7 separate regions of the Mus musculus genome follow, and regions 1, 2, 3, 5, 6 and 7 are each linked to region 4. Evidence: chromatin loops called from intact Hi-C (ENCODE). Cell type or tissue: heart. All regions are shown on one strand. Region 1 holds the start of Sgpp1 (sphingosine-1-phosphate phosphatase 1). Region 2 holds the start of Wdr89 (WD repeat domain 89). Region 3 overlaps Ppp2r5e (protein phosphatase 2, regulatory subunit B', epsilon). Region 4 holds the start of Ppp2r5e (protein phosphatase 2, regulatory subunit B', epsilon). Region 5 overlaps Gm40447. Region 6 overlaps Wdr89 (WD repeat domain 89). Region 7 overlaps Ppp2r5e (protein phosphatase 2, regulatory subunit B', epsilon).

What was found. A loop is a pair of places that touch in the nucleus more often than their neighbours do. Peaks named below come from ENCODE experiments on the same cell type or tissue, not always from the same donor. Only the 100,000 strongest peaks of a DNase experiment are listed, where the experiment ranks them.
Region 1: it touches region 4 in a loop (5-fold over the local background); 6 of 42 quality-filtered maps call a loop at or near these places.
Region 2: a loop joins it to region 4, with 7 times the contacts of the local background. A loop is called at or near these places in 13 of 42 quality-filtered maps.
Region 3: a loop joins it to region 4, with 2.0 times the contacts of the local background. A loop is called at or near these places in 5 of 42 quality-filtered maps.
Region 5: it touches region 4 in a loop (4-fold over the local background); 4 of 42 quality-filtered maps call a loop at or near these places.
Region 6: a loop joins it to region 4, with 2.3 times the contacts of the local background. A loop is called at or near these places in 14 of 42 quality-filtered maps.
Region 7: it touches region 4 in a loop (6-fold over the local background); 17 of 42 quality-filtered maps call a loop at or near these places.

Annotation. Positions count from the first base shown.
Region 1 is chr12:75,734,258-75,738,257 of GRCm38, reverse strand. It overlaps Sgpp1 (sphingosine-1-phosphate phosphatase 1), which reads left to right and starts at 2,529. Exons shown (of 3, transcript NM_030750.3): 1 at 2,529-3,345. The coding sequence starts at 2,695. In heart, no CTCF peak of the experiment used is centred here; DNase peaks (open chromatin) are centred at 2,487 and 3,227; H3K4me3 peaks cover 2,018 bases; H3K27ac peaks cover 1,444 bases.
Region 2 is chr12:75,667,692-75,671,691 of GRCm38, reverse strand. It overlaps Wdr89 (WD repeat domain 89), which reads left to right and starts at 2,155. Exons shown (of 2, transcript NM_028203.1): 1 at 2,155-2,220. Gm34717 (a long non-coding RNA gene) reads right to left here and starts at 1,967. Exons shown (of 3, transcript XR_381697.2): 1 at 1,611-1,967. In heart, a CTCF peak has its summit at 2,251 (motif pointing right); a DNase peak (open chromatin) is centred at 2,021; H3K4me3 peaks cover 2,535 bases; H3K27ac peaks cover 1,860 bases.
Region 3 is chr12:75,525,558-75,529,557 of GRCm38, reverse strand. All of the region lies in intron 2 of Ppp2r5e (protein phosphatase 2, regulatory subunit B', epsilon), which reads left to right. Among named protein-coding and RNA genes, the nearest start is that of Ppp2r5e, 69 kb to the left of the region's middle. In heart, no CTCF peak of the experiment used is centred here; no DNase peak of the experiment used is centred here.
Region 4 is chr12:75,595,002-75,599,001 of GRCm38, reverse strand. It overlaps Ppp2r5e (protein phosphatase 2, regulatory subunit B', epsilon), which reads left to right and starts at 2,770. Exons shown (of 14, transcript NM_012024.3): 1 at 2,770-3,367. In heart, a CTCF peak has its summit at 2,430; a DNase peak (open chromatin) is centred at 2,671; H3K4me3 peaks cover 2,215 bases; H3K27ac peaks cover 2,160 bases.
Region 5 is chr12:75,771,037-75,775,036 of GRCm38, reverse strand. It overlaps Gm40447, which reads left to right. Exons shown (of 7, transcript XM_011244246.1): 3 at 3,126-3,232. Among named protein-coding and RNA genes, the nearest start is that of Sgpp1, 37 kb to the right of the region's middle. In heart, a CTCF peak has its summit at 2,138 (motif pointing right); a DNase peak (open chromatin) is centred at 2,196.
Region 6 is chr12:75,654,821-75,658,820 of GRCm38, reverse strand. All of the region lies in intron 1 of Wdr89 (WD repeat domain 89), which reads left to right. Among named protein-coding and RNA genes, the nearest start is that of Wdr89, 13 kb to the left of the region's middle. In heart, a CTCF peak has its summit at 2,025; no DNase peak of the experiment used is centred here.
Region 7 is chr12:75,462,099-75,466,098 of GRCm38, reverse strand. Ppp2r5e (protein phosphatase 2, regulatory subunit B', epsilon) reads left to right here. Exons shown (of 14, transcript NM_012024.3): 11 at 1,106-1,225; 12 at 3,670-3,797. Among named protein-coding and RNA genes, the nearest start is that of Gphb5, 47 kb to the right of the region's middle. In heart, a CTCF peak has its summit at 1,893 (motif pointing left); a DNase peak (open chromatin) is centred at 1,878.

The DNA.
Region 1 (4,000 bases), 140 kb before region 4:
GAGGACAAAGCTGTAGAAGTCAGTTCTCTCCTCCTTGAGGTGGAACTCAGGTCCTCAGGTTTGGTGGCAGGCCCTTGCTGCTCTGAACCCTCTTATCAGCCATCAGAGTGTGCATTTATGGGGTTAAATTCCTTCTAAATGGAGTACACAGACATTCCCAATTTCCATTGAAATTTCACCAGATTTCTGGAAGTGTTTTTCTTTTCCTTCCAGCAGAGGCTACAGAGCACAGAGTTTTCACAATGTATACAAGACCTAATGACAAGAGTGGCCTTTGTTCAAAGGCTCTACTGGAGGTGGAAGGCACAGGGTCAGAAGAGTAACTACAAAAAGTGCTTGTTCCTGATAGAGAGCCAGTAGGATTTGTGACAGAAATTCAGACAGAAATTAGGAGAACTGGGTTTGAGATACAGAAAAAGAATATACAAGTAAGATGTTAAATAAAAGTTACAGAAGTCACAGAAGACCTTTATTTTAGACAAGGCTCTTGCACTAGGCTCAAAACAAAAACAAACAAAAAAGAACTAACCAAAAACAGACACTCCTTGCTAAAGGTCTGTGCCATAAAACTCAACCTGACTCTATCTCCACTCTATAAGGAGAGTAACTTTGAAATGGCCACTTTCCCCACATTTTATTTTTTGAAAATACTTTAGCCCCTCCTGCTTCAACTTCCCAAGTGCTGGAATTACAGGCAAGCAAAACCATACCCAGTTTGGAGGCATGGATTTTTTTTTTAAGTTCATACATTCATTTTTATTCCTTCAATTATTCAATATTTGTGTTGGGTGCTAAGGATATAGAAATAGAGGGTAGTGTTTCTGAGGCAGAGGCGAGAGGATGCTACAAGTTCGGGATCAGTCTTGTTTATATAGCTAAATTCCAGGGTATCCAGGTTACATAGTTAGACCCTAGGGGTGGAGGGGACATATAAAAAATTATGTGTGATGTCCATCCTGTAACCCTACAATTTGGTGGTCTGGGGTTTCAAGACAAACAAAATACTCAGTTGTAGCAAACACCTGTTAGCTCAGTACTTGAAAATCAGACTTGGTCTCCACAGCAAGTTTCTGGCCAGCATAGCATGTTTTATTATAGATTATTTTTGCCAAATGCTAATAATGGTCTTTATTATTCAGAAACATCAACTAATAACACTACTCTGTGTATGTTCTGCTGGGCCCAAACTCAGAGCTTCCTGCTTGCTGGCTAAGAAGAGACACCCATAGCAAACCATGGTTACTTTGTATACCATTCTTCAGGCCCAGTATTCCTTTTCTCATGCTTGTCTGCTTTCCTAGGCTGTAAACGCTTTTACTTATTTTGATACAGTATCTTGTTATGAAGCCCCAGCTGTCCTCAAACTCCAAATCTTCCCATGTCAGCCTCCAAGCGCTGGGATTCGTCTGTGCTCCCTCAACCTTTCCAACCTCAGCAATTCCAGGGCCAGGGACTCGAGGCAATCCTCTTTATGACTGCAGCAAGTGGAATAGGAGGAGCTGGGAAGCAATCTTTCTTGGGAAATGAAACTATTTCTCATGGCTTACCAGCATGGAGCATTTTCCAGCCTCTTTCTTGGAAGTAGTTCAGTCTTTAATTATAGACATTCGTTTGCCTTGACTGAAAATAACTTCCTGGAATTAAAACTTTGAAATCTTTTAATAAAATCGGATCCATCTAGAAGTTAAAGTCAAGTTTGTGACTTGCAAGACAATCCTGTTAAGATTCTAGTTCAGCCTATCAGATTCCAAGTTCAAACCTGGCATGGTGCCCCAGTAACCCCGAGTCTTGGGGGGCTTCACCAGAAGGATCAACAGTTCAGGGCTAGCCTTAACTACATAGCAAGGCTGAGGCCAATCTCGGCTAAATGATATACCCTGGTTCAAAAACAAAAACAAAACAAAACAAACAACAACAACAAAACAAAAACAAAAACAAAAAAACAAACAAACAAAAAAACAAACCCGAAACTCACAAAAAGAAAACGATAAAAGACAAAACAAAAAATACCCTCAGAATTCTCCACGCTACATTCTCCCACTAACTATGTGTTCTGAGCAATCTTGCTAAGTGCTAGAATTTATTAAGGAAATTTTACACCTAAATTCGCTTAAGAGACGTATGTGATGAGTGACAGTCAGATTTTACTTGGTAGGTGACTGGCTTTTCCTTTGCAGACCACAGCTGTGTCAGCGATCACATACCCAGGCTCTGTCCTGGATTATCTACGGTTTTCTAATCTTGCCACCGCTGGTCAATTGGCACGTGGCTTTCCGGACATCAACCATCCGAGACAGCTCTGAAATTAGTTGCTAATTAATGGCGTGAGTCGGACGATTCCGGTTTCGCGGCGGTTACTTTGCCTCCATTCATCACGCCCCAATTGATTCCAGGCTAATAAAAGCCGCGGGCAGCTCCTGGGTCACCAGCCCTGCCTAGACCCGCACTGTTCTTCGCACAGCAACCAGGAGCACCGGGAGGCGGGGCTTCGGCGACAGCTCCGGGCTGCGCGCGCGGCGCGGGCCTCCGTGAGCGCGCCAGGGGAGGGGCGCGCGGGGCGCAGGGCGCGCGCGGCGGCCGCTGCGGCCTGTTGGCGCGGTCGCCGGCAGCCTCGAGCGAGTCGAGCTAGGCACCGTGGCGGCTGTGGCTGGCGAGGAGCGCGTGGCCGGATCAATTCCCGAGTGGCCCGCGACCATGTCCCTGGGGCAGCGGCTGGCTCTGCTGGCCAGCCGTCTGCAGGAGCCGCAGCGGGTGGCGAGCTTCCAGCGTCTGTGTGGGGTGGAGGTGCCGCTCAGCAGCCCGGCGGCGGACGAGGATGCAGAGACCGAGGTTCGCGGAGCCCCGGGAGAACCCCGGCGACGGGGACGGCAGCCGGGCGCTGAGGACAGCCCCGCCAAGGCGGACTGCTGCGGTGCCCCGAACGGCGTGCGCAACGGGCTGGCGGCCGAGCCGGGCCCGACCGGGCCCCGCCGCGCGGGCTCGCAGCGCCGCAACTCGTTGACGGGCGAGGAGGGCGAGCTGGTCAAAGTGAGCAACTTGCCGCTCTACTACCTGTTCTGCTTAGGCACGGAACTGGGCAACGAGCTCTTCTACATCTTATTCTTCCCCTTCTGGATCTGGAATCTCGACCCCTTTGTGGGCCGGAGGCTGGTGATCATCTGGGTGCTGGTCATGTACCTGGGCCAGTGCACCAAGGACATCATCCGCTGGCCACGGCCGGCCTCGCCGCCTGTCATCAAGCTGGAGGTCTTCTACAACTCGGAATACAGCATGCCCTCCACGCATGCCATGTCAGGCACCGCCATCCCCATCGCCATGTTCCTGCTCACCTATGGCCGCTGGCAGGTACGCTGTGCCCCTCAGCTCCACGGTCGAGTTTCCAGTGCTTTCTGAACTTTCTTTTTCCCCTTTTTTTAAAAATTTGCCTCTTCCCGTCCAAAACCCCAACCCACAGGTTCTCACAGTACCCACGCAGGTCCTGTCAGAGTTCTAGAAAATTAACTGATGACGGTTCTTAAACACTAAACTGTATTTTAATACAGTTGGGTATAGTTTCTTAGACCCCCACCCCCCAAGGAAACACTTTTCGTGCATTGAATCCTTGAGCTTAGACTGAGTTTTTAAACTTAGTTCGTCTGATGCACAGTGGTGATTCAGTGTACTTAAAATGAAACACTTGGTAACTGAGACCCGGTTTCACTGCAATACATGGTGTTTACAATGTAAAATTAAAGAGTGTTTTCAAAACAGTAGTATAATTTCGGCACAGGCACATTCCAAGCACTAAAGTAATGACAGTTAAGAAAAAAAGCCGAAAGGTAAAGGAACAGAATCTAGATGAGTTCGTCGTAAAGGATTGACTGCAGGTCTGTTAAGACACTTCACTTCTGTCTCTGGTCTGGAGAACCAGTTGTTAGTTGCTACACTGTTACTATGGCGGTAACTGTAACCCTGCAGTTATAGGCTTTGCCTTCCGAGGAGCTGGATTGGTTATAATGGC
Region 2 (4,000 bases), 73 kb before region 4:
GGTCTGACACGGTCTGGCCCTCATAGTCAAAATATTCCCAAATCTGGGAAAAGCGTTACACACTAATTAGACAGGCCACAAAGCTCAGGACAGGATAAAAAGAATAAAAACAAAACTCTTAAAATACGGCTTTAATAATGGCAAAAAATTGGGCCAGCTTTCTACATTTTGCCCTCCCGAGGGCCAGATGCACCAGTCAGAAATTACTAACCATTGCCTTCTCAAGTCCTTACAGGCCCTGCAAGACTCATCAGATCATTGGAGAGGCTGTATCTTTGTCTCCTGTCTGAGCCTGCCTGCAAGTTCCAGCCTGGTGACCTCATATGGGTAAAGAGGATCTGGACTGGAACAGCAATGAAGGTCACCCCATGAATGCACCATATCCAGCTGAAGGAGGCTACAGAAAATAATGACAAATGAGTTGTCACTAGGTCCTCCAAACCCCTAAAGACTGACAAGGGCCCTAGAATCATAGTTGTCCTATTTTGTCTTTTTCTCTCCTTTTGGAAAGGCTCCCAAGTCCCCATACGTCAGGGCACTGGGTATAAAAATGTAAAAAACCAGAACCAGGGAGCTCTTAACCAATCTATCCACTGAAACCCAAACTACCTTCCAGGTAGATTTCTGTAAAGTGCTACAACCAGAGACTACTGGGGCATGGCTCACTTGCTCCTGGGGAGAAGCGCATCCCTGGGTCCAGCACTATGGCTGCAGTTGATGCCCCTTCCCCGAAAGCCATTGTTCTTGGTTGGATAGCAAAACTGAGTCCTCTCCGGGTTACACGGATCCCTTCATAGTCCTAAAATAAGAACCATCACTACCTGTGATATAAAGATCAGGGCATGGCAAAGACCAAAACCCCGGGGGGTCAGGTTACAAGCCCCCTAGGATGGCAAGCTCCCAACTCCAATTTCCCCCAGGAATTCCCTTTAGTAACTTCATAGATAAAGGTCCAGAAGGCAGTGGAAGCCAGCATCTCAGTGTTCAGGATATGAAAAGAGTATGTCAGTTCCCTAACCATTCTTAACCCACTGTAGGTCAGGACTCCTGGCTATGCCATGACACCAAGACCGATATTAATTAGAAACTGCAACTAATCAAACAATAATCTCTATCTCCAACTCTACTAGCTGTAAATGGGACCAACCTAAACTCACCTTGGGGGGATTTCCAGGGGAAGGATACCTTTTAACAGCACCAAGATATATCCCCTAGTTAGTTCCCCTTATTCAGATTCCTGTGGGTATACACAGCACGTTAATTTCACGAGTCCCAGCCGAATGTATTTCCAGGGACAATCTGGCTTGTTTGCATTATCGCTTAACCAAGTACGTATTTTCTGAATTGTTTACACTGGAAAACGCGGTCTCATGGTTGTTATACCACAGGTATTCATCTATAATGAAAAGAGGGTAGAGTCCACCTAAACTAGATTCAGGGCTTCTTGGTGTTCAAGGACAGAGCTCATTCCCCTATTGGTAGGGCCAGATGTCATGTCTCCACTACAGTTGGAACATCAGCCCTGTATCAAACTAAAGTTTAAAAGCAACATCAAAATAGGACAGATGAGACAGGACCTGACCATTATGGACTTCAATTCCCAGAGTTACCTGGGGCCGAGGCAAAACTACCTCCAGATTTTGTAATTGCGCTCCTGTCAACCTTGAGTCATAGCCATGCTGGAGTGAAGGCCGGATACTGCTCGTTCAAACCCGCCTGTATAGCTAGGCTTTGTGATCACGTGTGGTTATTTCAGATCCACGAAATCCTGCCTCAGCCCCACTCCTCTGGTCCGCGAAATAACTTTACACCCGAGTCCGAGGAAGCGGAAGAAGTGCTGGAAGAAACTGCAAAGCCACATCCGCATGAAAAGGCGGAATCGGTGACGATCTTGCCTTTTATTGGCCACACGTCCAGGAAGCTGGGTCCCAGGGACTTCCGTTAACCTGACCTAGAGGGAGGTGTTGTATGGCGTGGTCCGTAGACCGAGTTACGCATGCGCAGACCTTCTGCCCTCGTCCAATCGGAAGGTAGCAAGCAAAGGCGCGCGGCTCCCGCTTCAGAAGAGCCCGCTGGTTATGGTCCGGCCTCTGTGCTATGGACCAATCCGCTTCAGCTTCCTCTATATTTTTACCCAATCAGAGCCGGAGGGCGGAGTTCCAGCCGGCCGTGGGCAGAGCGTGCGTTTTCTCCAGCTCCAGTGTGGGGTTTGCTGCGGAGGTACTTTCTGCTGGGCAGGGCGGGCAGCTCTCTCGACCGGCGGCCACTGGGTGGCACGCGCGTGGAGAGCCCTGGGCGGGGAGCGCAGAAGGGGAGCGGGTGGTGTGAGAGGGAGCACGTGCATGCGCAGGGACCGCGTGGGTCTCTGTATGCCAGGATGTGGGGTCCATGCCACCCGAAGGTCTCTGCTTCAGTTTCGAGGAAGGGTGGGTAGGTCCCTGCTCGCTCTTGCCTGCCCTTCCTCTCACTCATCCCACACCCACCTCCTGGCTCCGGCCTTTTTCCACATCAAAAAGCAGATTTTTTCATTTGGTACGCGGAGCCAAGTCGTACAGTATGTGCTGTGATGCAGGCTACTAGGCTAAGTTCCTTACGTGTGTGGTGTCATCTAGGCCACACAGCTGTCCACCGAGCTAGGTGCTGGTCGGGTGTGGTGAAGCACACCGGGGATCCCAGTACTGACTGGGAGGGAGGTAGAGGCAAGAGGATCTCTTTGAGTTTCCAGCTAACCAGTGCTTCTTGGGAAAACTTTGTCATGCACACACACACACACACACACAAACCTAATTCACAACGAAAACCACCCAAGAGGCAGTGCTGGCAGCATCTTATTTTTGTGAAATGTCTCATTTAGGCTAACTCTGACAACTTAAATTGAGGGAATTCAGCTTCCACAAATGTAAAATTAAAGATAGTACAACTAGTAAAACGCTCCTGTTTTCTTTCCTAACTTGAAATTGTTTTAAAGCCGGGCAGTGGTGGCACACGCCTTTGATCCCAGCACTTGGGAGGCAGAGGCAGGCGGATTTCTGAGTTCGAGGCCAGCCTGGTCTACAGAGTGAGTTCCAGAACAGCCAGGGCTACACAGAGAAACCCTGTCTTGAAAAAACAAAAAAAGAAAAGGAAAGAAAAAAGAAATTATTTTAAAATCCTAAACAGTGTACCAGGAAACCAGTTAATTGGTTATTATCCAAGTAAGATGAACTGGTAGGAAGGCATCAGTCTAAAGGTCTACTTCCTAACTTTGCTTTGCAATCATCAGGTTGTTAAAAAGTGCATGGTCCGTGCCAAATTGCTTCTCAGTGTTGTGATAATTCAGTGAAGATGTGGACTTATAGTCTATGTTATTGGTATCAACCATACCTGTTTCTGCTTCTTGTTTAAAGACCACAAAATCATGCAGCCTAGTTAACAATGTAAGTGTGAGATACCTCTGTGTTGACTACTTACCCGCCTATCTTGGGGTCAGGACAGTACTATCTAGAGAGCAGAAGTGAGAAGTGTCTAGCTCGTCTTTTTACCTTAGATTTTATAGAACAGGGCAAAAGTAAGTCAGCCCCTGTGACTGTTGAGGTTTCTTTCGTGTCCACCTTTGTTTAAAATCTTGACTGTTTTCTGCAACTTTCAGGGTTGGTTGGTTTGGGTTGGTTGGTTGGTTTGGGGTTTTGGAGTCAGGGTTTCTGTGAGGTTCTGGTGGTCCTAGAGCTCACTTTGTAAACTAGGCTAGCCTTAAACTTAGAGAACTTGGTGTTCTCTCAAGTGCTGGAATTATAGGCTTTCACATCAACCGAACTGCACCTTCTATTTATTATAAATAGAACTGAAAACATTGTGTGTTTTGTGTGTGTGTATGTGTGTATCTTTCTTGTTGTTTTTGAGGCAGGGCTTCAACCTATGTAGCTTTGGCTGACCTAGAATTTAGGCTAGCTTTGAACTCACAGATCCACCTGCCTCTGCCTCCTGCATGTTGGGGTTAAAGGCCAGTGTCTCACATCCAGCT
Region 3 (4,000 bases), 69 kb after region 4:
TGAACCAGGAAATGGCTATTTAGAATGTGAATTTTTTTTTCCCTGTCCTCTGTACCTGACCTGTCCTCAGTGACCCTTACTTATTTTGGTGTCTCATTCAGTAGCAAATGCCTTTGACACTGTTTGTAGCGTTAAAGATATACCAGTTTCAGTGATGAGCAGTTTTCTTTTCACAGGCTGTTCTGACCCCTCTGGATCCATGAGCCCTCCGTGCACAAGGCATCTTGCTGCATCACAAGTTTGAAGCACACATTCTTATGTGCTTTGCATTTCCTAGTGAGCCAGGTGCCTGCTGCACAGATTTAAGCTATGGGAACTTTTAAAATGTAGAAGTGTCACTGAGAACAGTCTCTCTGAGCTTGTTGAACTTACGACCATTTTCAAGGGACTTTGTCATCTGTGTGCATGCAGCTTGGTAGCTTGAGTGCTTTAACTGCATGGTGGGACAAGAAGTGGCTCAGAAGATACTGCACGGTTGACTTGTGCATGCCTGACTGCTGGGTTAGCTCATATGCCTCATCATGGCTGCCCTTTCTCTAGCCAAGTTATTATTTCATTTTGAAGTAATCTCAGTGGATTGCAGTGACTAAGCTCAACATTATTTTATTTCACTGTGGCTTGAAAAACTACATACAACAAAAAGGGAAGTAAAACTCTACCAACAGGTTAGAAATGTTCACTTGTCGGTTTTCTTTTTGTGGTCCTGAGAATCCATGTTTACAGGTACTCTGCCACTAAGCCACTCCCTCAGAACACACATTTAAAGTTTTTTGTGTTTGAGTACTGTATGAAATATTTTGTGTGTTGTATCATCTTTCATGAAATCCTTGAACTGTTAAGATAATTTCTTTTTTAGATTAATTTTCTTTATCAATGATAATTTTGATGTTAAAAAGTCTATTGAGCATTATATGTATTCTAGATGGCTTCCATATGTCCCTTTGTTCACTGCCATCTTTATAAATAGTCTTAGTGCAGTATCATTCATGTATGAGCGCATAGAGACAGAGGCTTAGCTAAGCAAAGCCAGCTTTGGAATCTTGGCAGTCTGAACTGTCACCCTGCAGTGCTCACAGTTGATCAGCAGGTACATGTGAGACCTATTTGAGCCCAGGTCTTCTAATTTCAGACTGTTGGGAAGAATGCAGAATTGGTTTGTTTCCCTCAAGTTCTCAGCCTAACTTTCCTGAAATCATAAACATTTCCATGATGCTTTTCCAGAATTACAACTGGCAGATTTCTGAGATAGTGAACTTAGTTGCCCATTTTTGCTTTAGTTGACTTTGTTTAATAAAACTAGCTCGTATTTTTCATACCTCATTTGGCTCCTCAATGGACGATGCAGTTATAAACAATAAGTTATTTGAAAGGGAAAGTGGTTTTAAGGGAAAAAGAAGAGGAAATGTTTGAACTACCCAGTGGCATGTTTAGCTAGGTCCTACCTAGGGTCCAACATTGAACATAGAAACCCTGAGTTTAGGGAAAACTGGGTCTTAGAATGCAGCATCAGCATGTGTAGCTCTAGACTTGAGTGCTGTGTGTGTCCTCAGGAAGCAGTAGCAAAGAAGGGACGTGGCTGTGTATATCCGAGCCACAGCTAAGATCACTCTCATCTTACTGCTGCATATAATAAGATGCCTCTCTGCTCTGCAAGTGCTTTCCAGGTGCTCTCTTTTTATTACTGCTCTCCATGTTTCTATTTTGGAGTTGTACAGTCACATAGTTTACATATATATTAAAATACATATACTTAATTTCTCTTTCATGTTCAAATGATATTGTTTTTATGCATACTGGTATTTCAAGTGGTTACTGCTTCTCCTTGCATGATATTTCAAATTGTACTTTTGGATTTAGTCAACTACTATCTGGCTTTACCTTGTATTTAGTATATATTAAGTAATAGCTATACTGTGGAGCACAGGGTAGCACCATAATTAGTGTCTGTACTACATGCTGTCACTGGGTTTCATTGCTCAGCTTATGACTTTAATTATAAATGTAAGCTTTGGTACTTTTGGGATTAGAGGTCATTCCACTCTTCTTAGTCCTGTTCCCTTTCAAGAGCTTAAGGTCTAATGTTTAACCTCCAGCTGATGAGTATCTCTAAGCTGGCATTGTAACATTAGATTGATGCTTGTTTTCTTTTGGTATTTTATCGATTTTTAAAATTTTATGGTGTCTATAAGTGGCCTGGACTATTAGGTTATAAATTAACAGCTCAATTGATGGTAATTTGGTATCTGCTTGACACCCATCCATCTTCTCATCCATCCACCCACTTGTCTGTCTGTCTGTCTGTCTGTCTGTCTGTCTGTCTGTCTATCCACCCTCTCCCTTCCCATTGTTTTTAGCCTCATATTGTTAAAACAGCTACAGGTTCATCTCATTCTGAGATGATTCTAAATAATGTTAATCCTCAAAACAAATGGGAATGCTTAGGCCATTTTTATCCTTTGTAGAAATAATCTCCCGAGAAAAGATCCTCAATCAATGGAAATGGTTGAAAATAATGCATTACTTCATTGGGGAATTATTTTGTGTGGGTTGTGCTATGTAACTGAATAAGTGCTTCCTGCAAACCTTTAATTTTGGCCATTTTTCTCCCTCTACTTTACAGTTGTGACATTTGTTAAAGAAATCTTTAAAGTTTTTATTGTTTATACTTTTGGGTGAAGGATCAGGCTTCAGTGACAGACACTCAAGAAATGTATTGTGCTTATTCCCTTTTATTATAATTGCTTATGATCACTACTTGTCTTAAGGCCAGCTACAGAAGAGAAGACAGGTTGTGCTTGTGTATGTGTTCAAATGGGTAGCTTTTGTTGTTTGGTGTTACTGGAATCTGATATTAACAACATTTTAATGTTTCTAGAAATTCTTAAGAGTTTATTTGAAAAGTGCTTTTAAAATAAATTTGAAGCTATGTTAAAATATAAGAAATTCCCTACAGAAATCATCATAAAAGATATAAATATAAAGTAAAAAATTTGCTGTCTTGTATCCAGTGGATACTTGATAAGCTTGCTTGCCTCCCTTCCCTCCCCTCCCCTCCCCTCCCCTCCCCTCCCCTCCCCTCCCCTCCCCTCCCCTCCCCTTCCCCTTCCCCTTCCCCTTCCCCTTCCCCTTCCCCTTCCTCCTCCTCCTCCTCCTCCTCCTCCTCTTCTCAAAAAAGCACGTCTACTTTCACACATAGCCTTTTATTTAATACATACTCAACCTTATAAACTACATTTTGTCCTGTTTTACAGATAGGGAAGCTAAGCCCAGGTTAGTTGGTAAGCAGTGAGGCCCAGTGTGCTGTGCAGCTGTCTGTCCATCATCTCCCCACTTCCCACTGCAGCTCCATCCACACTCATGGGCTTGGTTTCCCCTGGCTCCCCTGCCTTCCTTCCCGCTAGAGGACCCTTGCATTGACTGTCCTCTGAGTGGGATGTTCTCTTGCAGGTATCTTTGCTGACCCCCTCCTCTACCTCCTTTGAATATTTTCTTAAATCTTTTCTTTCAGATGAATGCTATACTCAAAACTGTACCTTCTAGCTCCAGCATATGTAGCCTGCTTTGCCCTGTACATTATTTTCCCTAGAACATATATGTATAATACAATAGACTTACTTAATATTTTTAATTCCCCCACCCCCTAACCCCCTGGAACATACAGGGTAAGATTTCTGCAAACCTCTGTATAGCCTAGGTGGCCTTGAATTTGCAGAGATGTACCTGGCTCTGCCTCCTCGGTGTGTGGAATAAAGCCATGTATGAGGTCAGTTCACGTGTGTCTTTGTGCTGTCTCTCAGTGGGTGTTCAGTGACTACCTGGTGAGTGAGTGAATGAATGAGTACAAAGCTCCTGTCCCTTATGCAGGTCTTGTGCGGTCAGGCCCAGCCTTTTCCATGGTCCCTGGAGACAGAACTTGTGTCTTCACACTTGTATAGCAAGCACTCTTACTGAGACAGCCATTTCCTTAGCTCATGGCTTAGTCTTTTTTAAAATTTAAAAA
Region 4 (4,000 bases):
AAACGAGACTAATTTACTTCTGAAGATGTGTCTAAGGGATAGTCAGTTCTACGATGCTTCAGTTTGTCACTACGTAGCTACCACTCCATACCCTGTGTCTTCTAATCATGTGGTCAGGTTGCCAGCAGATTCCCCATAAGCTCAGCTTTGAGACCTGGATAGTGGATGCTTTCATGTGATAACAATGAACTGAATTTTGTCACTCGATAATGGCCTCCCCATGGCTTTAACATCTTTCTTTTATATCTAGGATAGCAGTCACCAAATGAACAAAGGTTCATGCATCTCCATCCGTGCGTTTTTTGAGAGCATAATATTCTAAATATGTGTATATTTGTTCATAAAATAGGCACACATCGGCTTCGTCGCCTCACCACTCGGCCACAGCATTTGTTCACCGTGGTGATGGTGGACATGAAGGTCCATTTCAAACTGTTTTGGCGATTTTTCTACTTAAGTGAAAGTATGGTTGGACTTATTAGATTGTCACTTTAACTCTGAAGGAGGGCTGTCAAAGATTTTATAAAAGTTATTTCTAGTATTTGCTCTTTCTCTTGTTCCCTTGTGAGACTTCTGTAAGGTCATTTGTCTGCTTTGTAGGTTTAGTTTAATTAAACCTAAAGAATGCACTCATGGAGCCCAGCAAACACAGGATGTCACAAGTAGCAGAGACCCGCTCTGCTCTCCTCTGCGGGTGGACGCTTCCTGCTTCCCCCTAAGGACATCTATACTGCTCTAGCCAATGGGCCATTCCTTCTGTATTTAGAATACTGAGTTTAATACCTCATCTTAAACTTAAACATAGATGCCCTCATTTTTTTCTTGTGTGTTGCAAGTGGATTGCTTTGCACTCTCCTTGGAGAACACCCCACTTTCCCTGGGCTCTGTAGATCTTATGAGATTCTTGGCCCCGAGAACAAACCTCACACAGGCAAGGATGTTCCCATATTAAAAAAGACCTCCTCATCTCAGTTGCTCAGCTATTTTATAGAAAATGAAATGACTTTGAAATGAATTGTCTTTATAGCCATCCATAATTTGCAAGCAAAATCCTCACTCTACAAAATGTGAAATGTTCTAAGCAACAGCTGTGAGCATTTCAAACGTGCACTACTTTTTAACGGTTCAACTGTTGCCAAGGGAAATTGAGTTGGCTTCAAAATCTTTCTTGGTTTTAATTTTGCATTTACCAATCAGACGTTGAAGAAACATGCTCTGCTTGGCTAGGATATTAAACATTTCTAAAGACTGAAGTATGGAAATATAAGTTACTTGAAGCCAGGAACCAGACTGGAATTCCATATAATTCTGCAGCATGGGGCAATGAACTTTATTAGGGTAAAAATGGCCACTCAGTCAGTCAGTCAGCAGCCAGTCTTCTGGGGTCTGCTTTCGTATAAGCCATCTTTCCCATTTCAGTTCAGGGCAGTAACATTCTCTTTCATAGTACAGAATTATTTTTCTACCCAACAGGATAGAAATTTGCAACAAACCAGAAACGCAAACGCATGGTTAGCACTTGTGGGTATGATACAGAGAGCTTTATAAATGTATATTCCTTAACTGTACAGAACATGACATGATACTGAGAGGAAAAACTCGGCTACAGGATGAAGCATTTTGAGTTTGAAAAAGAATATACATACATGTGTGTATGTATGTATACATACATATATATATACATATATATATATATACTTGTGTGTATATACATATATGAAATATAATACTAAAACTACATCAAAATGACTGGTTATTTTGGGTTTATGGATTATAATATTATTTCTCCTGTATTTCCCCTCCCAGATTTCCAAATTTTGAGCAGCTGGTAGTTTGATCTTTGTAGTTAGTATTTTTTTCTTCTTTTAACTATTGTACGTAGCCTGCATTCAAATTGATTGATGGTCTAAGAATATTCTTTGGAAACGTACCATTTGGCCTAGGGTTCACCAATGATGCAAAAACATGTATGTATTTTCGTCCTCGTTCTAGATAGAGGTAAGTCTTCTGTTTAAACTCAGACTCAAACTATCAATTAAAATCTGTCGAGTTGGGGGCTGGGTATTTCGGAGTCCTGAAAGGGCGAATGCGGGTATTCTGAATGGGAGACTGCAGAGTTGCCATCTGCATTAACTCCCGGAGCGCGGGCCCCCGCCGAGCCTGGCAGGGGCATCAGAGAGCTGATATTCAGAACTGGCTTTTGGGGGGACCAGGTGAGAGTCCAACCGGTGGCCAGGCCTCCCACGAGTTGAGCGAAGGACAGCCACTGGGGTATTTTTCTGCCGGCTTCCATGGCCGCGTTTACACAGGGCTCAGGGGGCCGTGGGTTCCGTGCGGAGTGGGGCTTGCGGGCTGAACCGTGAGGCACCAGGACGGCCGCCCTGTGGCCTTCGGATACCCGGGTGAAGACGCTCGCGGTCCACAGGGTTCCGCCTGGCGGAAGCTCCAGTCTCGGGCGCGCCCGCCGAGCTCTCCTCAGGCCTAGCAGACGCCGCAGTACCCCCACTTCAGGCGCCCTGGCGGAAACGGCGGCCCGGTCGCCCGAGCTCACGGTAGCATCCGGGTCCCCCGCGCCTCGCCCAATCGAGGGCCCCGTCCCTTCACACCCTCCTGTTTCCCCGCCCCCCCGCGCCGCCAATCCCCGACCAGCTCTCAGCCGAACGTGCTGGCCTGGGAGTGAAGGCGCGCGCCGGCCAATGAAGTCTCGCTTCCCGTTTGAAGTCTCCAGTGGGCGGGCGTCGGAGGCGGGCTCTGCTAGCCAGGAGGTTCGGTTGCGCCTGTGCCATGGACTCAGCCGCCCGGTGATATTGACAATAGGAGAGAGAAAGGGGCATTGACGGGGACCCTGCGCGGGTAGCGAACGGCGGCTCTGGCAGCGGCGGCTCAGGCGGCTCCAACTCTTCCTCCCGACTCCCGCGCTTGCTGCCGCTGCAAATCCAGGCTTCCTCCCTCCTCCCCCTCCCCGCGTCGCCGCCGCCGCCGCCGCCGCCACCACCGCCGCCGGGTCCGGTGCAACGAGCAGAGGCGCCGCCCGCCGGGAATGTGAACGAAGAGCCACCGGCCGCGCCGCAACCGGGTCGGTGCCGATTTGATGGGACGGGCCCGCGGGGGAGGCTCGTGAGGCCGCCGCTGCCACTGCCGGAGCGCTGAGGTTAGGGGCCAGCCGAGAGGCCTAGAAACACTGCCGCTACCGCGGAACCGGAGGGACGTCGCCCCGGACGGCCGTAGTAGCCCGGGGCTCTCCGCCGCTGCCTGGACCTCCCCCCGTGCGTCCCGGGCCGTCGCCCGCCCCCGCCGCGGCCCCTAGCTCGCAGCCCACTCCGCGCAGCCACAGATCATCTTCCGATTCTTTCCCAGGAGCTTCAAGGTAACTTCAGCTTCGGGTCCCGCGGCTTGCCTCCCGGGGAACCCGCGGAGCGGCGGGCTCGGGAAGGCCGGGCCCAGGCAGCTGAGGGGTGCGGCGGGGTGGGGGGAGCGGGAGCAAGCGCCCGGCCCACTTGTCTGATCTACCTGCAGAGGCTTTGGAGGCCAGCACCTCTCTTCTCCTCGGCCTCGCCGGCTCCTTTTCCTCCCTCTTTTGAGGCGTTTTCTTGCCCCCCCCCCGGCGGGGGCGGGGGAGCAGGGAGGAAGATTCCGTGGCCGCGCAGCTTCTCCAGGGCTTGGGGTTTATGTGAACATACCTGCAGACAAACAGGCCACTTCCCTGTTTTCATACCTCCCCCTTGGAAAAGCCCCAGTAGTGTGCTCTTTAGAGAATGCTAACGCTTTGGGTGCAGTGGCCCAGGTGAAACCTGTTTCCCTGGGCTTTGCAGGGACCCCGCTGTTACCATCATTTCTGCAATGCTTTGAGTTGAGATCCTTGACATTTTATTCAGAGCTGCGCGCATAAGAGGCAAATGATGAAAAAGAAAGCTGCCTATAGATCATCGTTAGAGATGAGAGAAGAGAAATAGAGACAGAATGAGGGATGGGGGGAACGAGGCTTACAGAAATCTGTGTT
Region 5 (4,000 bases), 180 kb before region 4:
GCACCCCTCCATGGCCTCTGCATCAGCTCCTGCCTCCAGGTTCCTGCCCCATGTGAGTTCCTGCCCTTACTGTTTTTGATGATGATCTTGAAGGGTTCCAGCAGGCCTGAGCGTGGCAAACATGGTGCCCATGGGCTCTGGCTTTTACCTCTTTCAGCCACCAAAGTCTATTCCCTTATCTGTCCACTGATTTATTCCTGAGACTGATCACCAAGGTCCACTATCAAAACCCCAAGGTTTGGCATTCAGAATTCCTTATTTTGACTTACCTAATTAACACATCCAATCAGAACTGTCCCACACTTCCTAGCCCATTCCAACACACACCTCCCCTTTTTTCCCTCTTAAAATTGACACCTGCAAAAAAAGAAAAATTGTGTCTGTCTGATTCAGATTCAGACACCATGTCTCTTAGCCTTGCTTAATGAAGCAACCGCTTTGCATTTGGTTTGTGCTTGGAAATTGGTGTTTGGGTCTGGTCTGTGCCTAATCTGGGGTCCAAAGGGGAATACCCTGCGGTACTTGGGTCCCTTCAGAACTGGTTTATGGAACTGTGAGTGAAATAAACACTTTCTTCCCTGTAATGTGACTTTCACAGACTGGCCAGAGGTTTAAATAAAGACACAGAGACTCATATATCTTAAAGCTTAAGCCTTTAGCTCACACTCCCTCCCAGCTACGCCAAAGCCGACTAATTCTGGCTTACGTCCTGCCAGGTGGCCAGGTCTACCTCTGTGCTTGCTCTGAGTCACTCATCCATCTCTGCACCTGGTGCATGGACCTCCTGCTTCTGATATCTTCTCCCAGAGACTCTCTCTATATACGGAAGTTCACCTTCCATTTCCTGCTCAGCTATTGGCTGTCAGATTTTTATTAAATCCAGCCAGCAAGTAAGGAAGAATGAATGTTTACAAACTATGAGGCTGGTAATGGGCCACAGGAATAACAATACCGAGTTCTGGCGAGCACTCAGCTCTCTACCTGGTTTGGCAATCAACAACTGAATATACAGAGATGACTTTCACACAATGTGCGAAAGGGGACCCCAACATCTCTCCAACTTGCTTTTTGTCCCGGTGCTTTATCACAGCAACAGAAATCTAACTAATCCAAGTTGCCTCAGTCATAATATCTCTTCATAGTATTAGAACATGGCCCAAGATACCCAGCATGTACAGCAATGGAAGTCAACACGCATCTATGTGGTAAGAAAGAAAGAAAGAAAGAAAGAAAGAAAGAAAGAAAGAGAGGAAAGAAGAGAATAGAAAAAGAAAAAGAAAAAAGAAAAAGAAAGAAAGAAAAAGAAAAAAGAGGAGGAGGGAGTCGTTTCAGATAAAAATTGACAAGGCCCACAGCAACTTTCTTAGGCTTTGACCATTATCCAAAATAAAAGTGGTAATTCTTAAGGTATCTCATGGTCCTGGCTTTTCAGATGGCTGCCCCGACTTTTTGTTTATTTTAACATGGACTCTGGTACTAGAACCCAGGTCTTTCTGCTTGAAAAGCAAGCACTTGACTGAGTCACGTCTCCAGCCCCCTCACTACCTTCTTAATCTGCTTGAATTCTTAGATTGTTTTCTGTGTATAACTAACTCTTGTTTCTAATACTGGGCAATTCTCCTGCCTCAGACTCCCTAGTTCTTGGGATTATAGAGTGAGTTGTCAGGCCCTGCTAAATATTTCATCTCATTAAATTAATTGATCCTCAAGTCTGATGAATAAGCTGGCTGAATCACTTATTCAAAGAAAGGCTATCTTGTACCCCTACCTCCAAGGTGCATCCGTTCTGTCAGTATTTGAAATAATTTTACTATCCACCATTTACTATGTCTGCCTCTATTAATTTCATTTAAAATCATCCTTCATGGGGCTGGGAAGGTGGATCAATGGTTAAGGGCTCTTTTTGCTCTTGCAGAGGACCCAGGTTTGATTCCCAGCATCCATTGGTGACACGTGATCACCTGCAACTCCAGTTCCAAGGGACTTGCACCTGAAGTAAATGTCTTTCTTTTCTTTTAAGTATACTATTAATTAAAATTTAATATATTTATATGATCTTGGAATGTTGATAAGAGTTTTTGTTGTTCTTTTTTTGTAAGCAATTTTTAAATTTTTATTATTTTTATTACCCTATTTGTGCACCAAATACATGCAGTGCCTGTGGAGTCCAGGAGAGGGCACCAGATCCTCTTGGAACTGGGGTTACAGACGATTGTTAGATGCCACGTGGTGGTGGTGGTGGTGGTGGTGGTGGTGGGGTGCTGGGATTTGAACTTGAGACATCTGCAAGAACAATAAGCACTTTGAACTACTGAGCCATCTTTCCAACCTAATGCTGTTGTTAAAGGTGACCAGAGTTCAGATCCTAGCACCTATATCTAGTGGCTCACAGCTGCTTGTAATGCCTGCTCCAGTGGATTCCTTGTCCTCTTCTGACCTCCTTGGGTACCTGCATGTATTTGTATATACCCGTCTAGAAACATGGACCTGGTGTTGTGCCCCATGCCTTAAAACATTTAACAGCTTCCTTATTAGTATGATAAAATGGTTGATTCATTTGGAAGGTCTAACAGTTATACATATATACAAGTAACAAATGTGATGGGCTGCAGAGATGGCTCAGCAGTTAAGAGCACTGACTGCTCTTCCAAAGGTCCTGAGTTCAAATCCCAGCAACCACATGGTGGCTCACATAATGGGATCTAATGCCCTCTTCTGGTGTGTCTGAAGACAGCAACAGTATACTCATACACATAAAGTAAATAAATAAAAAATTTTACAAATGTGTATGAGCCGGGCGTGGTGGCGCACGCCTGTGATCCCAGCATTTGAAGGCAGAGGCAGGCAGATTTCTGAGTTCGAGGCCAGCCTAGTCTACAAAGTGAGTTCCAGGACAGCCAGAGCTATACAAAGAAGCCCTGCCTCAAAAAAAAGAAAAGAAAAGAAAAGAAAAGAAAAGAAAAGAAAAGAAAAGAAAAGAAAAGAAAAGAAGAGAAGAGAAAAGAAAAGAAAACCAGAAAAACAAAACAAAACAAAAATGTGTATGAAGCAAAACAACAACAACAAAACAGACTTGAAAGAAGCTTAATCCTACAATAATCACTAATGTGTTTTGTTTTTCACAGTCTTGCATGTGGCAGAGAGACACCAACTACTTAAGAATGTTGCCCATCACGTCTCTGACTTTTGGCTAAGATCAAGTATAAAATTCTGCCTTCGAGGAAATAATAAGGTACTTTATTCTGAGGTAAATGAGTGACATCTGCCCTGAAACAGACTCAAGTTTTCGTGGATAACATGTCCCATCATTAAAGAGGTTCTACACACTTTTATAGCCAAAGTCCTAAGCCGAAATCCTTGATAAACACCTTCCTGGGAACTTAGATAACAAAGCTCTGCTGAGGGAGAGGCACTACCTCATCCAGCCCTTATCTCAGATCATTCAGAGACCTGATTAGCAATGCAAGCAAGAGATGTTTGCCTACTATGGAGACGGGGTGTTAGGTGACATCCAGAGCTTGAAAGCAAGCAGATATGCCTCACCTGTGATCCCAGACTTTAGGAGGCCAGGTTGGAAGATCAGGATTTCAAGGTTATCTTCAGTGACCCTAGGCTACTGTAGCCCCTCTTAAAAACCAAAACAAACAAAAAATTGTTTTCTCAGTAAAAAACAACTTTGCTTCACACTGGCTCTTCCTAAAATTCTTTTCTTCTGGTGTTCGAATCTCAGCTTCCCTGTGAAATACTCACCAGGAGGCTGCAGCTCTGCCCTGGGCTCGCTCTCCTGCTGCCGGGGGACAAATGAGGGATGTTGTCTGTCTGTCTATCTGTCTGTCTGTTTGCATTAATACACAATTTTACTATTTTTTAATTGTAAAAGCACACTTGCATGCTAATAAGATACATGTGCTTATAGCACAGTATCCAAAGACATTAACGTTTTCAGGTGGTTTTTGTTTGTTTCTTTTTTGAGACATAGTCTCACCATATGGCCCTGACT
Region 6 (4,000 bases), 60 kb before region 4:
GTAGGCAAGCCTAGAGGGCATTTTCTAGGTTAGTGATTGATGTGGGAGGATCCAGTCCTCCGAAAGCAGGCTGAACAAGCCAGGAGGAACAAGCTAGAAAGGAACACCCTCCATGGCCTCTGCTTCAGCTTTATTAGCCAGGCTCCAGCGCTCTTTGAGTTCCTGTCCTGACTTCCCTTGTTGATGAACAGTGATACAGAAGTGTAGCCCAGATAAGCCCTGTCCTTCGTAAGTTGCCCCGTCATGGTTTTCATCACAATAGGACCCTAACTAAGGCATGGAGTTGTAAGGGAATGAAGGCTGCCGTGAACTGACGCCTCACAGCTGGGATTATGGATGCTTTATCAATATGGTTACTTTATAGTTTTTATTCTTGTGCAGAAACCTACTTTCTTAAAAAAAAAAAAAAAAAAAAACCAATGGTGGGAGGGGAGTTAAATTGTTTTCCTGAGACTTTAGGGTGGTTTTGTGGTCTTCCTGTTAAATCTGCCTTTGTTTTACATATATGTGAATAATTCTTTGTCTCTTTGTTTTCCTCTACTGAGAAAGTAGTGTTTCTTAGCTGCAGATTGATAGAATGATTGATACAAAAAGATTGCAAGTCAGATGTAGTGACACACACTTGTAATCCTCTTAGGAGGTGGAGGCCGAGGCAGGAAGATTGCTGTGAGTTCAAGGCTTGCCAACAAACACATAGCGAGTAACAGACCGGCCAGAGCTGCATAGTGAGACGCTGCCTTGTAAACAAACAAGAAAGGATTGAGAAATGTGTTTCTAATTCTTTCGTAGGCAGAAACAATTTAAAACGTGTAAAATACAAATAACACTTGTAGTTACTTGGCATACAATTATTAATGCATGAATATATAATATATTGGTATTTAGAGGAAGTTAAAATTCACTTTGTGCATGATTAATAGGAACTTTATGTAGCCAGTAGATTTTGAAGTGAATCTTGAAGCAAGGGTAGGAGATGGGTGACTTAAAAGGAGGTGGAATTCTTGGGAAAGAATAGCAATCTTTTTTGTAATTCTTGTTGGAAAAATACTTTATTGAGTGACACATTTTGCCTGTAATGTTGATAGGTATAAAGTACAGTCATTTGTAAGTATAAACTTCTATTTACTACTTGTAGTTCATACAGAAACAACAAAAAGACATATCATGATATTTGTCATTATTAAACACTTTGTTAGCCAGATGTGATGACTCATGCCTTTAATCTTCACATTTGGGAGGCAGACGCAGGAGGGTATCTGTGAGTTAAAGGCAGGCCTGGTCTACAGAGCGAGCTCTAGGTTGGGGACTCACAGCAGCGTTAGGTGGGTTGAGAGCCACTGGTCTAGCTGAAGAATTTCCTGTCCTTCCTGTGTGTTAGAGTAAGGTTGCTGCAGATGAGAGGATGGTAACAGGTAAATATTGACATGAACTAGTTTCCTCTTCTCCTTCATCAGAGGTGATTGGAATTTGAGCCTGGATGTATAGGATTTAAAGTTACTAGAGACAAACCATAGGAGAGTCCATTTTGGATATATTTGAAAATTTGGTAGCACATACAAATGTGTGTGGGGATTTAAGCAGACTCTAGTGCAGTGTTCCTAAGCGTCCCAAGGCTGCAACTCTTTAATACAGTCCCTCATGTTTCGGTGACCTCAACCATAAAACTGTTTTCACTGCTACTTCATAAGTGTAATTTTGCTACATTAATATAATCTATGATATGCAGAATATCTTATATATGACCCCAAAGGGGTCATAGCCCATACGTTGAGAACCACTGCTCTAGAGTAATAGAGTTGGAATTTTAAAGAGAGATTAGAATTGAGGTTAAAAAAAAAAAGTCTAGAGGCCCACATGGAAATAATTTATATTGCCCATGGAGAGAGAAACTCCTGAGGAAAATTCAGTTCAATTTTGGTTGTCAAAGTCCGCATCAGAAACACCTGTTACTCTGACTATGTTGTCTGGAGGCCAGGCCACAGATCCTGAGTAAGCCCTGCATTCTCTTATTGTTGAATCTGCTGCTAGATGGCAGTAGCAGCCAGCAGCACAGGCAGGACGGCTAAGTGCTGAAGCAGGATAGGCCGGGATAGTGTCAGTGACAGAGCAGTCATTGTTTTCTGTCATTTTTATCCTTCTCATCAGATTAATAAAGTAAAATTTTTTTCTCTTAATATCTGGCATTTACAGGACAGTTCAAGAATTACACCTCTTGTTTCTCTTTTAAGATCTTTTCAGAAGAGAATGGAGTGAGTTTGGAACTTACTAGAATCTAATCTTATAGTTAGTACAAATGTTTAATACTTTATTGCACAAATATTAGAAGAGACTAAATATTTACTTTTAAATGCTATTTTTTAAATATATATTTTTATTATTTTTAATTATATGTAAGAATGTGTTTAGGAGTGTAGGTACCCAGGGAGGCCAGAGGCTTCCTGGAGCTGAAGTTACAGATACTTGTGAGCCATGCGATATGTATAGGTACTAGGAACCAAACTCAGGTCCTGTGGGAAGGCAGCAAGTGCTCTTAACCACTGAGCCATCTCTCCAGCCTTGCCACTTCCTGCTTTGATTTGCATTCTCCTTTAGAATATTCTCCTTGCTTGGAGTTGACTAGTTAGTGATCCTACCCAGAAATGCAAGAGAAGGCATCACTAGCTGTCAGTGTGTCAGTATCTGAAGAGCTGTGTGTCCTGGTAGTTTTGTCCACTTTGCAGGTTAGATGTGCTCACCCGGTACTACCACTGTTCCTTAAACAGCATACTGTATGGGAGGTGGTTATATGATAATAAGCTCCTTAGTGCCCAGAAGCCTTGTCACTGGTCAACAGTGGATGTTTAAGCAATCAACAACGCAAATGCATTGCAGCATCTTTCTACTTGGTTACTTAGGGTAACATTTTAGAGTAACATTGACACTGAATTCACTTGGCAAGTATTTATGTGTACATGTTATGGTAGCTAGTTTTATGTCAACTTGACAAAAACTGAAGTCATCTAGGAAGTGGGAACTTCAGTTGAGACAATGCTCCCTGCCATCAGATTGGCCAGTGGCAAGCCTGTGGTGTATTTTGTTTATTGGTGATTGATGCACTGGGTCAGGGGGCATTGAATCCCCTGGAACTAGAGTTATACTGATTTTGAGCCACCATGTGGGTATTGGGAATTGAACCTGGGTCTTCTGGAAAAATAGTGCTCTTAACTGCTGGGCCATCTCTCTAGTAACTTTTTTACATATCTTATTATTTTATGTGTATGCATGTATGCCTGCACATATTAAAGTGCATTATTTATGTATAGTGCCTGCAAAAGCCAGAAGAGGCCCTTGAACTCCCTGGAACTGAAGTTACTGACAGTTAGGAGCCACTATGTAGGTGCTGGGAAATGAACCCAGATCTTTTGTAAGAAAAGGAAGTGCTCTTAGCCATTTAGCCATTTCTCCAGCCCCTAGACTTTATCATGGTATTGTATTACCCAACCTTTAGCCTGAATCTCTTCTTTCTTCCTTTCTTTCTTTCTTTCTTTCTTTCTTTAATTAATTTATTTTATGTGAATACATTGTAGCTGTCTTCAGACACACCAGAAGAGGGCATCAGATCCCATTACAGATGGTTGTGAGCTACCATGTGGTTACTGGGAATTGAACTCAGGACCTCTGGAAGAGCCGTCAGTGCTCTTAACCACTGAGCCATCTCTCCAGTCCCTGAATCTCTTTTCTTTCTTTTTTTTCTATATATATATTTTTTTTATATTTATTTATTTATTATATGTAAGCACACTGTAGCTGTCTTCAGACACTCCAGAAGAGGGAGTCAGATTTTTGTTACAGATGGTTGTGAGCCACCATGTGGTTGCTGGGATTTGAACTCAGGACCTTTGGAAGAGCAGTCGGCGCTCTTAACCACTGAGCCATCTCACCAGCCCCCGAATCTCTTTTCTTAAATACATTTTCTGGTATATAATTATAGGAATTTAAAATTTGATTGTGTAATGTTCTT
Region 7 (4,000 bases), 130 kb after region 4:
GTCACAAGAGGATGTATGTGTCTTAATGAAGGATGGGGTATAGGAAGAGCCCCTTCCTCACATCAGTGATTCTAACCTCAGTCCATACAGCGTCAGCAAATTACCTCGTTCCTTAACAATAGGAGTTTAAGGGAATCTGCTGTTCTTTGTACCTTGAGACACAAAAGAAGTGTCTTCCTTCATATTTTAATTGCTCGTTTAGCTTGCCTAACGTTATTTTTAGTGAGTAAATAGTCTTTATTTATTATTTTTCATTCTATTTATACAACTGTCTAAATCTGTTTATCTTGCTCCATTGTGTGATCTTCAAGCTTTCTTTTGCATACAGCCCCGAGGCCATGAGATTCACTGTGCTATAGAGAGAGGGGAGAGGGAGAGGGAGAGTGTGTGCACGAGTGCTCGTATAAGCATAGGAGACAGGTCAGTGTGTGCTGATGCGGTTACTGTGCCTCCATAACATGAATTTGTTTGCTAGTGGGATGCAGCTGCCTGTTGAGTGACTGTGTGTTCTGTTGTGGTGCTGTGGACTAATGCACATTTGTTCAGGAGTGTCAGCCATTATTTTAAAAACTGGGGATGGGTAGGGTGTTAAATATCTTGGTTGCTAGCAGTGGGCAGAGTTCCAAAGGCCTGAAGACGGAGAGGCCAGTAATTTGCTTTAACAGAAGACCCTGTCCTGAGTTCTTTGAGAAACGGGTATGTTCTTTGTGTATATGGCAGTAGGTAGGGTACGCACACGGAGGCCTGAGAAGAACTCTTAACACAGTGACTTGCCATAGAATTTGGAGCTAGGCTGGCAGCCAGGAAACCCTGGAGATGCTCCTGTCTCAACACCCCATAACACTTGGGGTTGCAGGCATGTCTATGGCCTGCTCTGTCTTTTTATGTGGATGCTGGGGATTTGAACTCAGGTCTTCATGCTTTCATAGCAAGCACTCTTACCCGCTGAGCCGCCATCCCAGGCTAAGACAACTAGACTGATGTCTGGGCCCTTGCTTTTGTTCTGTTGCTTTGTGTGCACCCTTTCCTTAAGATACTGAGTAAGCTGAGCATGTGGGGATTTTCGTGGTTGATCTCATGTTTTGTGCTTTGTTCTTATTTATAGGTCATGTTCCTCGGGGAGCTGGAAGAAATCTTGGATGTGATTGAACCGTCACAATTTGTTAAAATCCAAGAACCTTTGTTTAAACAAATTGCCAAGTGTGTTTCTAGCCCCCATTTTCAGGTTAGTAGGAAAGAGAACACGAGTCAGAGTGATGTGTGCCATGTGAACTCATTAGGCTAAACTTCATTTGTGTTGGGAAAAAAACCGATCATGGACACTAGCTACTTTAAAAATATTATTTATTTATTTTTATTTTTAATTCTGTGTCTGTTGGAGTGCAATGCCCACAGAGGCCAGCGGCACCTCAGCTCCCCTGCTGCTGGACTTAGAGGTGGCTGTGAGCTGGCTGGTGCGGGTGCAGGCAGGGTACCGAGCCTGGCTCCTCTGCAGAAGGCAGTCAGTACTCTCATAGGGACTCAGCCATCTCTCCAGCCCCTGCTGCTTGTTAACAAATTGTTACCGGATGCTGAGCATCTGCCTCTAACAGGCTCTGTCTTTTAACTTCAGTTCCCATAATACCCTGCAAGAAGACAGGATGTGAATACCAAAGCTGGAAGCTGTAAAATAACTGAACTTGGCTAAATTAGATGACGTGGGCTGCTGGGGTTTCTTCACTGTATGAGAAGGAGTAATCAGTAATCCTTAGGAGGAGGGAAGAGAAGCTGGGTGCTGTCCTCCGGACAAGATCCCAAGTGGGAATGTCAATGGGTTTTTATTTTTAAGGTGGCTTATTGTAAAAAAGGCTTAAAGCCCATGACCTTCCCACAGCCTGCTCTGCCTCCTTGTGGCTGTTTGGTGAGAACACAGGGAAGGTGCACTTGGTGTTTTCAAGGAGGTCCTGGCTGCAGTGCTTTGAAACCAATACAGGAGAGAACGGGACCAGAGTTGAACATAGTGCTTTAACTTACGTGGTGGCTGTCTTACCAAAAGTCCATCTTACAAATCTAGCAGGCTCATCATACTGCCCCTCGTTTGAAGACCCTGTTCAACAGCACAAAAGCACACTTGAAATTTGATGGTGAACTATCCTTTAAGCTGGCAGATTGAGGCCTTGACTATTCCTGTTTTTAAATCTAAAGACATACTAGTGTATTAAGCTAGTGCTTAGGCCACACAGAACAAAAGGAGGGACAGTTCTGTGAGGTGTACAGACTAGACACAAATAGAAAAGTTCAGAGCAGTGCACACGACACTAAGTCTGTAATGTTCAAAACATATGGACTGTTTAGTTTTCTGGTTTCATTTGACTCTTTGGTATAGTGGAGGCCAAGGGTCTTTCACAAAGAACAAGGCAGAGAAACTTACTGGATACTCAGTGCTCAGGAAGGAAGGTAATTTGTCATACTGAGAATGACGTTCCGTAGATGAGCATTGCGTAGCACTTGCAGGGCCTTGGGTTTTTTTGTTAACAAAGAAGAAGGAGGTAGGAAAGAGTGTATGGTAGGCTCAGGTTGCTATGACAAATGCTCCAGACCAAGTAGCTTTAACAGCAGAGATTGACTTCCCCACAGTCCTGGAGGCCAGGAGTCTGCAGTCATGCATGTGACTGTTCGCCATGATCTTAAGTAGCTCCTGTGTATGTATGTACAGGTTGTTCGTTCTGCTCTGTAGCCCCCATCACAGTTTACATCAAACAACTGCAGGTGCTTCATTCCCACCAGTTATCCGATCTTAAGGGACAGCAGGGAAGAGTTAAGAGAAGGCTACTGTATGTGCCACTTGCTAGCCATGTGACCTTGAGCCAATGACTTACACCTAGCTCTTCAAGTCTCATCTATAAAGCTGGAATAATGACACCACTTACAAGGTTTAAGAGCAGTGACATGTGAGTGTGCACAGCACATGGCTTCTGTGTGCTAGCGTTCCTTGAAGGCTGTTTCTAAGCGTTCAGGGACCAGTAAGTCAGCAGTGTTTTGAACCTGCCAAGTGATGGAGATGGAAAGGCTCTAATTTCTCAGTCTGTCAGGGTGTGAAATCTTGTTTCTTTTCGTTCTAAATCATGATCTTTCAATTTACATAAATAAAAAAAGCCATTTGAGTTCATCAAGTCCAAGGTGAGAAACTTTTAGGCCCAGCAGATGAAGTTAGAGTATTGTGGACAGAGGACAGAATCTAAACCAATAAGTAAATGACATCCTCCTCCAGCTAGACCCCACAGCTTTCCAAGTAGCATCACAGGTTGTAGACAAAGCATTTAAACATAAGCCTTTGGGGACATTTAAGACCCAAAGTGTAACAAGACAAGCGGACTAGCAGCTCTGAAAGCTGAGCTCATGACAGTGTGTGTAAGGAAGAGTGTGGAAATAGAGGAGATGTGTAGATAGACCTAAAGAGAGGATAAATTAACAGATAGGGAAAAGCCCCAAAAACCAAGAAAACTTTTCCTCCCCAAACTGATGAACCACCTGGCAACTTCTTGGAAGATCATAAATCTTACAAAATGTAAAGAGTTATTAATATTTAATCATACTTTTGATTGAATGATTTTAAAAATAGCCTTTTAAAATACTTTTGTTTGAAAAGATTATAACTTGTATTATAATTGTTCTGTTTCTTTCCTCAAGGTGGCAGAAAGGGCACTCTATTATTGGAATAATGAATACATCATGAGTTTGATAGAAGAAAACTCTAACGTCATCCTTCCCATCATGTTCTCCAGCCTTTATAGGATTTCAAAAGAGCATTGGAATCCGTATGTCTTCAGTTTCCTTCGATCCTTTCCTTTCCTTCTACTCCCGTTTGGTCTTATGTCCCTTTCCCTTCTTCTTTTCACTAGTAAAATGTCTCTCAGCTCACTGTGCACCAGATGCTGTGGCCATTGATAAAGGTGCACACATGACAAAATAAAAATCCCTCAGGAGATGTGCTGGATGGGGGACTAAAAAGCAAACAAAT